3 separate regions of the Homo sapiens genome follow, and regions 2 and 3 are each linked to region 1. The links are chromatin contacts, found by Hi-C or POLR2A ChIA-PET in ENCODE. All regions are on one chromosome and are shown on one strand. Each heading gives the region's core, a stretch centred on a gene start or an enhancer-like site at or near the end of the contact. The rest is flanking DNA. Distances are from core to core; before and after follow the strand shown. Region 1 has its middle 32 kb from the start of DAB2IP. Region 2 overlaps LOC107987016 (a long non-coding RNA gene). Region 3 overlaps DAB2IP (DAB2 interacting protein).

Region 1 (4,229 bases), core at 760-3,259:
CAGATCACAAGGTCAGGAAATCGAGACCATCGTGGCCAACACGGTGAAACTCCATCTCTGCTAAAAATACAAAAAATTAGCCGAGCGTGGTGGCACACGCCTGTAGTCCCAGCTACTCAGGAGGCTGAGGCAGGAGAATCGCTTGAGCCCAGGAGGCAGAGGTTGCAGTGAGCTGAGATCGCGCCACTGCACTCCAGCCTGGGCGACAGAGCGAGACTCCATCTCAAAAAAAAAAAAAAAAAAAAAAGAAAGAAAAAAGAAAAAGAAACACAAACAGGGTCAGGCATGGTGGCTCACATCTGTAATCCCAACACTTTGGGAGGCCAAGGCAGGCAGATCACTTGAGGTCAGGAGTTCGAGACCAGCCTGGCCAATATGGTGAAACCCCATGTCTACTAAAAATACGAAAAAAAAAAAATTAGCCAGGTGTGGTGGCATGCTCTTATAATCCCACCTACTTGGGAGGCGGAGGCAGGAGAATTGCTTGAAAAATGCTTGAACCTGGGAGGTGGAGGTTGCAGTGAGCCAAGATTGTGTCATTGCACTCCAGCCTGGGTAACGGAATGAGACTGGTCTCAAAAAAAAAAAAAAAAAAGGAAAAAAAGAAATACAAACAGCCATGATATTCTGATGGGAGACAGGGGACTGGACTGCACGAGGACTTACATCCCTTGCAGGCTTTGTGAATGTGATCAGATCCACAGGCAGGCACCGGGCTGAGGGGAAGGCACACCAGGCAGGGGAACTTTGAGAAACACAGGCAAGGCAGTCTAACAGGTAGAGGCCATGGAGTGGGTTGTTCAGTCAGCTGAGCTCCTGAGCACATAGGAAGGAACTGTTGGCAAGGAGGATCCTACTGGAATTTGGAAGAAGGGCCCTGAAAACCGAGCTGAGAAGTCTGGATTATATCTCAGGGAAAATAGGGAGTCCCTCAAGCAGGGACTTGATTATACCTTGAGCAAGGGAGGGACCCCTCAGACCAAGGTCCAGGGACTCCCCCTGGAGGCAGCATGGAGAAAACAGGAAGCTGCACCAGAAGGGGCTGTGGCTGGGCTGTCCCCTAATGGGCAGTGAGGGCAGGGATGGGGTGCAGGAGATGGTGCCCAAGGGGAACCACCAGACTTGCAGGTAGGAAAAAGGGAAGGGAAGGAAGGAAACACCTGGGTGTGGTTCCCTGTCCCAGGGGCTGGCCAGTGCGGTCTTCCCCTCAAAGAGGAAAGTTGGGACCTGGGGGAGCAGGTGAATGCGAGAGAGGAAGTGGTTGTTAGGAGAAAGGAAGGGCCTTTCATGTTGGATTGGTTGATGTGCTTTTAGAGCAGCCAGTGAAAAGCACTTCTCTCCATCTGAGCTCAGGGGAGGTTTACAGTCTGTGTTGGGAGTAGCCCAGGTTCAGGGGTTGTTAATGCCCTGGGCATGGGTGGGGCTCCCAGGTGAGAGCTGGTAGGTGAGGAGGGTACCCGGGTTAGGACCTCAGAGGGTCAAGCGGTGTCAACAGAGAAGTCTCAATAGAGAAACATCTGAGCCACCGGAAGAGCACAGTGTCTGGGAAGGCAAGAGAGGGCAGCTGGAGGGGCAGGACCCCCCCAGGGTGGCTGGCCAAGGCCCCAAGCAATAACATAATATCAAAGTTTACATATATTGAGCTCCTTTTATAAGCCAGGCCTTTAACCAGGGACCTGATATGTATTAGCTACCTCACTGATACTTCCAAGAACCTACTGGGGTTAGCACTGTTATCCCATTTTACAGATGGGAATGTCAGCAAAGAGCAGCTCAGTTACTCAGCAGGTCAAGCCTCATTCTAAACCCATTCAGACTCCAGAGCTCACACACACCTTTAACCACTGCAAGTGGAGCAGGGGGATGGTCGGCGTTTGTGGACCGGTCAGTGGCTGGCATTTTCAGTGTGGAAGGAGCTGCTAGAAGCCAGAAAGTAAACAGGTGGAAGCAAACAGCCACACCTCCAGCTGGGAAGGGTGGGAGGGCAGGGGTGCCTGGCCAGGGCTCCAGCAACTTCCTCCAGCAGCTGGCCCAGGCAGCAGGAGTCGGAGCCGCCCATTTGAGCGGCTGGATCCGGAAGGCTGCAGCAGGGGGTCAGAGCCGGGAAGGACCTTTAGTTCTTGTTCTGCCTTCAGGATCCAAACTTGGAGAACAATGACCACTAAAAGTGATTTGATGATGACAATTTTTGACTGTTGCTAAGTTTAGCACTCTGGGTGGGGCAGGCACCACGTCTTATAATGCACATACTCTGGCTTCCACCACCAACCCAATGTTGTATCCCAGTTTAACTCCACCCAAATAGGGGTTCTCTTCTTAGGGCCTTGTCATGGGAGAAAAAACAAAGAATAACTTCCTACCTAAGGAGGCCTTAGCGATGAATGAGATCCCTATTTAGTATCCCATTAGTACCTAATACCTAAGCTATTAATAGAAACGGCAATGCTTACCCCAAAGGAATGAATCACTAATGGTGGAATTTCAGACACCAGAGGTGGTTTACAAGCGCTCCCGGAAATCATTACTGGGATCACAACATACTCCACCCAAGTGTAAGGACATTTGCAATTCTTACCAAGTCCCAACTAGGAAAAAATCTTAAGAGCTACCTCCTTTTCCAACATCTCCTCTTTCAGAAGTGTGACATATAATCCGGGATAAATTTATCTCAATCTGCCCCAAAACTGTGCCTGATACATGGTAGGCACTGAATAAATATGTGTTGACACCGTTAGCGCAGGCAGGGGCCATGCAGCTCACTCTTGTCACAGTTAAAGGATATGAAGGCCAGGCTCAGTGGCTCACGCCTGTAATCCTAGCACTTTGGGAGGCAGAGATGGGAGGATCACTTGAGGCCAGGAGTTCAAGACCAGCCTGGGCAACATGGTAAAACCCCATCTCCACAAAAATTACAAAAATTAGCGGGATGTGGTGGCGCGTACCTGCAGTCCCAGCTACTCAGGAGGCTGAGGCATGAGAATTGCTTGAACCTGGGAGACAGAGGTTGCAGTGAGCTGAGATCACGCCACTGCATTCCAGCCTGGGCAACAGAGTGAGATCTTGTCTCAAAACAAAAACAAAACAATACAAAGGACACGAAGCTCTCCCTGGAGCCATCAGAGTGCCAAGAGCCACACCTTCCAACAATCACCCTTCATCACGGCCTCCACATAATAATTTATCTGTCAGTCCTTAGGATGGAATCACAGCCGGTCAGAAAGGGCTCCCAACCACATAATTGGCTCTTTAAGCTTTGGGGAAATCTTGCAACATCATTTAGGTTCAATCCAATTGTTTTCAACTCTTAAAAGTACTTCTACAACACCAAAATTGGGACCAGATTAGGGATGCCGTACACACAGCCCCTGCCCCGCCACCCCCACCACCAAGGCAAAGGCACAAATAATTAAACCGATTATGATGCTCTTTTCTGCTGAGCCAAGAGGTGGTTTCAGAATCTTTCTCAATGCACAGGGCTTGCTCTGTTTAGTTATAGGAGCTGATGTGCACCTGGATGTCACGCCTACAGCGTGAATTCCTTTTGGGAGAAAAAAAAAATGTTTCTACAAAAATCCATTGAATTTGGCCGGACACAATGACTCATGCCTGTAATCCTAGCACTTTGGGAGGCTCACCTGAGGTCAGGAGTTCGAGACTAGCCTGGCCAACATGGCGAAACCCTCTCTCTACCAAAAATACAAAAATTAGCTAGGCATTGTGGTGGGCGCCTGTAGTCCCAGCTACTCAGGAGGCTGAGGCAGGAGAACCGCTTAAACCTGGGAGGCTGAGGTTGCAGTCAGCCGAGGTTGTGCCACTGCACTCCAGCCTGGACAACAGAGTGAGACTCTGCCTCAAAAAAAAAAAAATCCATTGAATTTACCATTCATGACATGCACATTGTATGTTTATGAGGCTTTTGTTGTTTTTGCCTGTGTCTGCTCCCTCCTTCTTCTGGGGCCAGCACCCTCATTTCCCTTGGGGACTCCCCTTTCCCCATTCCCAGCTCAGTGGAGAAACTGAACCCAGAACTGGGGGGAAATGGGAAGAGAGAGACAGACAGACAGATAATCCCATCGTAATCCATTTGGGCCTCCTTGGGTTTTTAGGTAGGTGAGCCCATAAAATCCCTTTCACTCTGGCCAGCTTGAGGGGGGCCTTCTGTCTTGTACCTAAAGCGCCCTGGCTGACCTCATGCAAGCACTGAGCTGGCCACAAAAGGTGATCCCAAT
Region 2 (4,235 bases), core at 536-3,035, 74 kb after region 1:
GGGAGTGGAGAAGGGAGATGGGGCAGGGGTAGACTCTGGAGTTTGGCAGCCAGGGGAGCCTCAGCGGTGGAGCTGAAAGAGCCCTGGAAGCGGTCCTTGGAGAGTATTTGGGGAGGAAAGCAGGGGATTGCTAAGGAAACCGTCCTACAACAACCCACTCCAGTCGGAGCTCACTGAAGTTCCCGAATAAGAACTCTCTTCTCTTTCAGGGTGCAGCTTCCTACCCACATCTGCACCTCTGAGGGGGTGTATGTATGTGCTGGTGTGTTTGCGTGTTTGCTTTATGTGAGGGGTTTATGTGTTCTTGTGTGTCTGTGTGCAGCCCCTCTCACTGCATAACCACTTTACCCCCATGGCCTGGCTTTCTCTGCTCAGGGCCTCGTATATGCCCGTTCCTCTGCTGGAAAACCCTTTCCCTCCCCTCCCCTTTGCCTGGTGCTCTTCTGCCCATTCATCAAGAGGAGGTGGAGCCCACACCTGTAATCCCAACACTTTAGGAGGCCAAGGCAGGAGGATCCCTTGAGCTCAGGAGTTTGAGACCAGCCTGGGCAACATTGTGAGACTCTGTCTTTACAAAAAAAAAAAAAAAATTTAAATTAGCCGGGTGGTGGCACTCACCTGTAATCTCTGCTACTCAGGAGGCTGAGCTTGAGCCTGGGAGGTTGAGGATACAGCGAGCAGTGATTGCTGGGTGACAGAGCAAGATCTTTTCTCAAAAATAAAAAACAAAGGAGGGGGAGGGGGAGGGGTCTTCTCCCCCAAAAGCCTTCCCTGACCTCCTCACATGTCTAGTGAGGGGCTCCTCTGGTATTCTCGCACCTCTGCCCTGGGCTTCTTTCTCCCCCAGCACTGATCACATTGGGTGCTAATCTCTGGTTCTTGTGTCCATGAGTTCCTCAAGGGCAGGACAGGATCTTGTCTATTTCTATATCCCTGGCACCAGGCAGGGACCTGTCACAGAGAGAGGCTCAGAGGATGCTTGTTGAATGAATGAATGAGGGAATAAGTTAATGACCACATGAACAGCCACTTCTTCAGAAGGGTTTGGGACACAGGCAGGTCTTCCTCGTTCAACCCAAAAAAACAAATTGTCATCGGAGCTGGCGGGTCCTTTAGAGATGAATCCAGAGGCCAGGTGCGGTGGCTCAAGCTTGTAATAGCACTTTGGGAGGCCGAGGCGGGTGGATCACCTGATGTCAGGAATTCGAGACCAGCCTGGCCAACATACTGAAACCCCGTCTCTACTAAAAATACAAAAATTAGCCAGTCATGGTGGCAGGCGCCTGTAATCCCAGCTACTCGGGAGGCTGAAGGAGGAGAATCACTTGAACCCAGGAGGCAGAGGTTGCAGTGAGCCGAGATCGCGCCACTGCACTGCAGCCTGGGCGACAGAGTGAAACTCCGTCTCAAAAAACAAAACAACAACAAAAAAAAGAGAGATGAATCCAGGATCCAGCAGCATGGACCTTACCTGGGAGCTCATTAGAAATGCGGCTTCCCAGGCCCCACCCCAGATCCACTGCATCAGAATCTGCCTTTAAAAAGATTCCCAGGTGACTCACATGCTCTTAAAAGGTGAGCAGCTCTGCTCCCAAGGGCTCCACCTCCCATTTTATAGACAAGGGAACTGAGGCCTGCGGAGGGCCGGGGCCTGGCGAGGCCTGGGCAGGAGCAGGACGTCAAACTGGGCGGCCTCCCAGCGGCTCCGGTCCCCGCCCCGCGGGTCCTCCTGCTTCCCGCCCCGCCTGGCCTGTCCAGACCTTCCCAGCGGCCTCCTGAGGTCTTTGCAAGGAGCTCGCACTCCCCCTGGCGGGCATAGGGAGGGACGGCCTGGGCTGAGCTGGCCGAGGACGGGGAAGAGATGTGGCCTTAGGGACCGGGCGGGGGTGGAGAGGGCCAGCAGGGAGCCAGGGTGTGAGAGGTGGCCAGGTTAGCGCCCCTGCTTTGGAGAGGCTGCCTGAGCTCATCTTGGCTACTCACCACGCGCCACCTGTGGAGTCCGGAGCCTCTGCTCGCCTCCTGCCAGGGGAAAGAATAAGAATGGAGCCCACCTCACTCGCTCCTCGTGAGGATCCCATGAGGATGCGCCGACGTGAGGGGCCAGCGGGGTGGAAAGCCTCCCGCCTGCAGAACACCCGGAGCGCCTCCGCCTCCATCCCAGGTGTGGGCGAAGCCGGCCTGGGCCCAGCCCAGCGCTGCGCCTCAGCCCCTCGCCTCCCACCCATGGAAGAGGGGGTTTCCAGAGCCCCCAGCGGCCCTCCCCTCGCACTGGGGGTCGCAGGCCCACGGAGAAGGCTGTAGAAACGCCCACTCCTCGGCGGTGGTTGGGGGGACGGTGCCCAGTCCCTGAGGCCCTGGGATCCCAGAGCCTGGATTCCGGAATGGGATGACTCTGGGGGGCAGGAAGTGTCGGAAAAAGCACGTGCTCTGGAGTCAGACAGACCAGGTTCAAGTCTGGCTCAGCCACAGACAGGCCAGTGATCTCGTGGCTCCTGCCTCAGTTTCCTCGCTTGTGAGGGACCTTCCAGGACTGTTGTGACACTTATGTGAGGGCTGTTGAGCACCCTGCACATAGTAGGCCCTATGGTCATGGTCACTGTTGTAACTCACAGCGTACAGTAGGGACCAGAGGATGGGGTCAGTCGGGTGGTCAGCGGAAGATGCCCCCTCACACCAGGGCACTGTCACGCCCAAGTACAGGGGCGGGGTCTCTGAGTCCTTTCTGGGCAAAGTTGTGATATCAGGGCAAAGGAGGGTGGGGGAAGGGACCGGTAAACGAATTGGAGCATGTTTTTTTTTTTTTTTTTTTGAGACGGAGTCTTGCTCTGTTGCTCAGGCTGGAGTGCAGTGTGCCATTTCGATTCACTGCAACCTCCGCCTCAGTTCAAGCAATTTTCCTGCCTCAGCCTCCCAAGTAGCTGGGATTACAGGCACCTGCCAACATGCTCGGCTAATTTTTGTATTTTTAGTAGAGACAAGGTTTTGTCATGTTGGCCAGGCTGGTCTCAAACTCCTGGCCTCAAGTGATCCGCTGGCCTCAGCTTCCCAGTGCTGGGATTATAGGCGTGAGCCACCACACCTGGCCTTTTTTTTTTTTTTTTAACAGGCTCTTGCTCTGTCCCCCACACTGGAGTGTAGCAGCTCACTGCAGCCTCAAACTCCTGGGATCATATCATCCTCCCACCTCAGCCTCCCCAGTAGTAGGGACTACAGGTATGCACCACCATTCTCAGATAATTTTTACAAAAATTTTTGTAGAGACAGGGTGTCCCCATGTTGCCCAGGCTGGTCTCTAACTGGCCTCAAGTGATCCTCCTGCCTCAGCCTCCAAAGTAAATGGGATCACAGGCAGGTGCACCTGGCTGAGGAACACAGGCTTGAGCTGGGCAGATTGAAAGCCTGATGTCCCCCTGCTCTCACCACTGGGCTGCTTTCCAAAGTGCTAGCTTTGAGGTCAGTGGCCACCAACCTTCCCAGGTGGGGTCTTACCCTGAAGCCATTCTGCTTCTGCTTCACCCACAGGCCTTTCAAAGGGATGCCCCACCACGTGACCCTAGGCCCCCTACCAGGGGTCAGCCCCTGCCCCAAGGACACCCTTGCAGGTCTGTTAGTGACCTGAGTGGCTTGGCTAGGAAAAATGAGCTGAACCAAACCAATATCCTGCTGAGTTGTGGAACTGGGAAACCAAGAGAGTTGAGCAGCAGGCCAGGTGACCAAGCACTCCGCCTTGCCCAGGACTTTCCTGATTTTTAAACTGAAAGTTTATCTTTCTAATAAACTCATATATATATATATATATATGTATACACACACACACACACACACACACACACACACACACACACGTATCCTACTAGTTCTGTCTTTCTGGAGAACCCTGACGAATTTATATGTCTGTGTGTGTGTGTGTGTGTGTGTGTGTGTGTGTGTGTGTGTGTGTGTTTGTGTATATATATATTAAAGATGAGAGACTGGCCGGGCACAGTGGCTTATGCCTGTAATCCCAGCACTTTGGGAGGCCAAGGCAGGGTGATCACTTGAGGTCAGGAGTTCGAGACCAGCCTGGCCAACATGGTGAAACCCTGTCTCTACCAAAAATATAAAAAATTAGCCGGGTGTGGTGGCGGGCACCTGTAGTCTCGGCTACTCAGGAGGCTGAGGCAGGAGAATTTCTTGAACCCAGGAGGCAGAAGCTGCAGTGAGCCGAGATCACACCACTGCACTCCAGCCTGGGT
Region 3 (4,127 bases), core at 77-2,576, 89 kb before region 1:
CCTGCCCCACCTCACCCAGCATTATAAGTCAACAGATCCAAACGCAGCCACAGCTCATCAGCTCTGCCCAGGTGAAAAGAGGTGTGGGAGCCCAGAACCCTGGGGGAGCCACAGAAAAAGACGCTTGAGAATAAGTGATAAGTTGCAAATAGGAGGGGCAGTCACTGAGCCGAGCCTGCCCTCACATCCTGATGACTCTTTCTTAAGGCCTGCCTCCACTGCCACCCCTACCACCTCAGGACTTGGGCACCCACAGCAGCCCCCAGCAGAGCCCCGGGTGCCCTTGGGACATACTTCCAAACCGCCTGGCAGCAGCCACATTCTCTCACCTGGGAGACAGAAAAACATTCTAGAAAGACCTGGATGCAAATCCTGTCTATGCCACTCACCTGCTGTCCGACTCAGGGCAAGTGACTTTTACCTCTTGGAACCTCAAATTCCTCACCTGTAAGATAGGGAGAGGGCAGTACTGTGGGGTGGTTAAAAACACTGATGTGGGAGCCAGACGGCTTGGGTTTAATCCCAGCTCTGCCATTTCTGGCCATGCAACTCACGCTTCCTTGGCTGTGAACCAGGGACTGCAACAGTATATATCTCACGGGCTGCTGTGAGGGTGAAGTGAGTTCAGCTCAGTGAAGTGTAGAGAGCAGGGCCTGGCGCATAGGATGTGCCCAGCCATGTCAGCTAATATACTAGAGAGGGCCCTGGCTGTGGATACAAAGAGATCTAGATTCTAAAGGTAACCTGAGGCTAATCCTGGCTATGTGATTTTATACTCTAAGGCCAGTTTCCTCACCTGTAAAATGGGGGAAGGATAAAATGAGGGTAGTCAAGAAAATCAGAGATGATGCACATACCATGCATAATGCCTGCCACACGGGTGCTTCTTAAGTGACCAGGTGGTTTATCAGTGTGATCACTGACAGAACATGTAATGTGAAACAGAGCACATGAGCACAGGCTATGTAGAACGGTGCTTGACAGGGGGCCTTACATAATAAAGCCAACCGCCTGGGTTTGAAACCCAGCTCTGCCACTTATGAGCTGTAGGACTTCAACAAGCTGCTCAGTCTCTCTGTGACTCAATTTTCTTCTCTGTAAAATGGGGACAGTAATAGCACGTATCCTTCAAAGGGCTATAGTAAGAATGAGCTGAGCAAATGCACGAGAAAGCACCAGGCACAGAGCCTGGCCCATCCTGAGTGGCCACTCACGGGCAGTGGGTGGGGCAGTGGGTGGGGCTATCACAGCATCAGAAGCAGCTTGCCATGAACAGAGCAGGATGAAAGGCATCTCCGTCCCCCGCCCCGCTACGATGGCTCCATTCTCCAGCAGCTCCAGGGGCTTCATGACCTGAATGCAGTAAACCAAAGCCCAGGAAAGACTGGGCCAGCCCTGTGCCAGGAATCCTGGGCCCCGAGACACTAGTTTCTGTTTTTGTTTTTGCTTTACTGAAATAGAGAATCTCAAGCTCAGAGGGAAGCAGTTGGTGGAGCTGGGCCTTGGACCAGCTCTGGGAGACTGACTCAGGAACGCCTGCTATTAACCTCCATGGCAACTGGCGGTGTGGGGGACGGGGTTTTAGAGTAAGGCAGCCCTAGGTTCAGATTCCAGCTGCCCACCTCACAGGCGCAGATCCCCCATCACCTCCCACTACCCTAGCAGGTGCCTGGCCTCCTTAGTTGGGAGTGCAGCCCACCCCACCTGGCCTAGTCTCTCCAAAGACAGTCATTCTCTTCCCTGAGCCGAGACCTTCCAAGGGGTCTGGAAGACTTCCATTCTCAGGCGGGAGCCAAGGGTACAAGATCCACTCCTAAAATGCTGACTAGTCCTGTCCTGTGGAATTTGACTTGGCGGACCTTGAATTGCATTACTGCTGCTCGCTCAATCCTAAGTAAATGGGTACACTTCCCTGAACCTCAGTTTCCCCACCTGCAACCAGGAAGTCAGTGAGAAGAGCAGGCCTTGGTGGCACAGGTGGGCTGAGCACTGGACCTGGAGTTAGGAGACAAGTTCCAGCTCCCCTTGCCTCTGCCCCTTCACCTCTCTGAGCGTCACCCACCACAGCTGCAAAATGCAGATCAGTCATGAATGCCCTGACTGTTCCAAGCACCCTCAGGAGACCCAGGGCACTGGTGTGCAGGAGCTTTTCACAATGGGAGCCTAGTGCAAGCACAGAAGGGGGCTACTGCTACTTCTCTGAGGAGGGAGAGGGTTTATTTCAAAAGGCATCACAGCCTTAATGAGAAAGGACATGACATGCTACTGGTGGGATCTTGACATCAACCAGGGAATGGACTTGCCTGGTTACTGGGTTTCCTCCAGTGTGTGACTTTGGGCCACTCACACATCGGGTTTCAGTTTCTACACCTGTGAAATGGGAAACAAAAAGCCCTCTTGCTATGAGAAATCAGTAAGAATACAGCACAGGAAGTGCTTAGGCAAGTCACTAGCACACAGCTGGGGCACAATGCCTGCCCCTCTGCAAAAGGAGCAAACTTTGGGGAAGCAAGACCACCCCACCCAGAGGGTATAATTCAGAAGGTCTGGGGTGGAGTCCAAGAATCTGCATTTTATCAGGTGTCCTAGGCAATTCCTCCTCATACAGGTCCTCCTCTGCCCTGGGTTTCTAGTACAAGAGTAGGGATTTAGTCATAGCCACTTAGTTTCCTGACGAAATGTGGTGAAGTTGGAAAGAGGGAAAGAAAGCACAAACGGGAGTAAGAAGCAGAGGGGGTGGGGCTGGGAACAATCTATTAATCAATCTCCTCCCAAGCCAGAAACAGTAATTGTTGAGGCTCACACATCCTTCACCTGCTAACAATCTGCAGCTGCAATACAACGTTCTGATTATGAATGTCAAAAAGGCAGAGCATGAAATTAACTTCCCCTTAGTCATTGGGCACAGGGAGACACTACACTAATTCACTGCCCTTGGTATGAAAACTTCCCATGACAACGTCGCATCAAATTAGGGCCCATGCTACCCTGGTGCCATCTCTATCTCTCCCCAGTGCACTCTTTTACAATCAGGCCCAGCCTGAAAACAAGGGCCCTGCTTGTTCCAGAAAAGTTAGGGCGACAGGCAGGAGGTGATGGTTAACTGGGACAGTAGGGAGAAGGGCTGCTCTGGTCCCCCGTGGGGGCTGCCCACTGAAAAGTGGAGGTGGGATCTCATTGTGCTAAGGAGTAACTCACTCGGCAGAGCATCTGATGCAGTAATGTACCACTAGCCCCACCTGAGAGATGGGAAAACTGAGGGGGGCGGCAGAAGGGTGGAGGTGGCAAAAACCTTCTCAGGCTGCCTTTTGCGCAACCTCTAAAAAGTACAGTCTCAGGCTGCCCACCAGTCAGTCCATCCCTCTTAAAAAATTTAAGCACACTCAGTTATTCACAGGCCAACTCTAAATGCCTCTGGCACAGGGCGCAAAGTGCTCTGTTAGTGCCTCCAAGCAGCCCACCGCCAAGGCACTGTCATCAGCTGAGGTCTACAAGGGGATAACCCTAGGGGTCTGCAGAACGCAGGCCTCCTAAGCCAACACAGGGAGGGGAGGAAGGGAGGTCTTACTCCTTGGGCAACCCTCAAGATGGGGCCTGACCTCCAGCCTTGGGATCACTTCTTACCCCTCCCCCAATTCTCAGGCAGGGTGCCAGGAACCTTTGTGGGTGGGGATGGACCCTGTTTCCCTCTCCCTCCCGTAGGTTTTCACCCCATCGCCCCTGTGGCCCAGAGGGGATATCTGCTGCACGCTGGTGGCTTCCACAAGGACGTGCATGTGTGCATGCCCAGGTGGTAGGTGGCATGGCCTGTATACACAAGGGAGGACAGCCACATGCTCACAGAGGACAGAGACGACCTCTATCTCAGGAGGGGATGGTAACACAGGCATGCCCCAGCTGGGAGGGGAAACTCCCCTATCATTTCCATCACTAAAATCTCCTGCGAGTTTCCAGCCAGCCCTTTGAGGTAGGTGGGCAGGTACAATCACTCCTCTTGATGGATGAGTGGAAGGAGGGGCAGAGAGGAACCACGGCTTGCCCATAGTCACACAGAGGCAGGGCCTGACCAAGAGCCCAAGGAAGGGGTGTGCAAGCAAGCTCTCACATCACACATGGGCCACAGGTGA

The links. Hi-C counts contacts between places; a loop is a spot of excess contacts on that map. ChIA-PET counts read pairs that join two places held with the same protein, here RNA polymerase II (POLR2A). Pooled maps may share reads with other maps.
Region 2: a map of mammary epithelial cell shows a loop between it and region 1 (4-fold over the local background). The contact joins two enhancer-like sites. A Hi-C loop is called at or near these places in 26 of 168 maps with a recorded cell type or tissue (A673, Caco-2, HepG2 and 15 more), 7 of 37 single-sample maps with no recorded cell type and 18 of 50 pooled maps. POLR2A ChIA-PET finds 5 or more read pairs at or near these places in 3 of 52 experiments (MCF 10A, PC-3 and activated CD4-positive, alpha-beta T cell).
Region 3: a pooled map shows a loop between it and region 1 (2.1-fold over the local background). The contact joins two enhancer-like sites. A Hi-C loop is called at or near these places in 4 of 168 maps with a recorded cell type or tissue (Caco-2, PC-9, heart right ventricle and 1 more), 1 of 37 single-sample maps with no recorded cell type and 4 of 50 pooled maps. POLR2A ChIA-PET finds 5 or more read pairs at or near these places in 2 of 52 experiments (AG04449 and PC-9).

The regions. Positions count from the first base shown.
Region 1 is chr9:121,618,003-121,622,231 of GRCh38, reverse strand. It overlaps a transcript of DAB2IP not described here. Among named protein-coding and RNA genes, the nearest start is that of DAB2IP, 32 kb to the left of the region's middle. Within about 2 kb of position 2,009, at least 6 of the 41 ENCODE cell types and tissues checked have a DNase peak (open chromatin) inside an H3K27ac peak, as active enhancers do; they include heart right ventricle, where a contact is called at or near this core.
Region 2 is chr9:121,543,706-121,547,940 of GRCh38, reverse strand. The region is part of intron 1 of LOC107987016 (a long non-coding RNA gene); the gene reads left to right. Among named protein-coding and RNA genes, the nearest start is that of GGTA1, 46 kb to the right of the region's middle. RefSeq lists a silencer at 1,722-1,771. Within about 2 kb of position 1,785, at least 2 of the 41 ENCODE cell types and tissues checked have a DNase peak (open chromatin) inside an H3K27ac peak, as active enhancers do; they include heart right ventricle, where a contact is called at or near this core.
Region 3 is chr9:121,706,475-121,710,601 of GRCh38, reverse strand. All of the region lies in intron 3 of DAB2IP (DAB2 interacting protein), which reads right to left. Among named protein-coding and RNA genes, the nearest start is that of DAB2IP, 57 kb to the right of the region's middle. RefSeq lists an enhancer at 3,195-3,994. Within about 2 kb of position 1,326, at least 6 of the 41 ENCODE cell types and tissues checked have a DNase peak (open chromatin) inside an H3K27ac peak, as active enhancers do.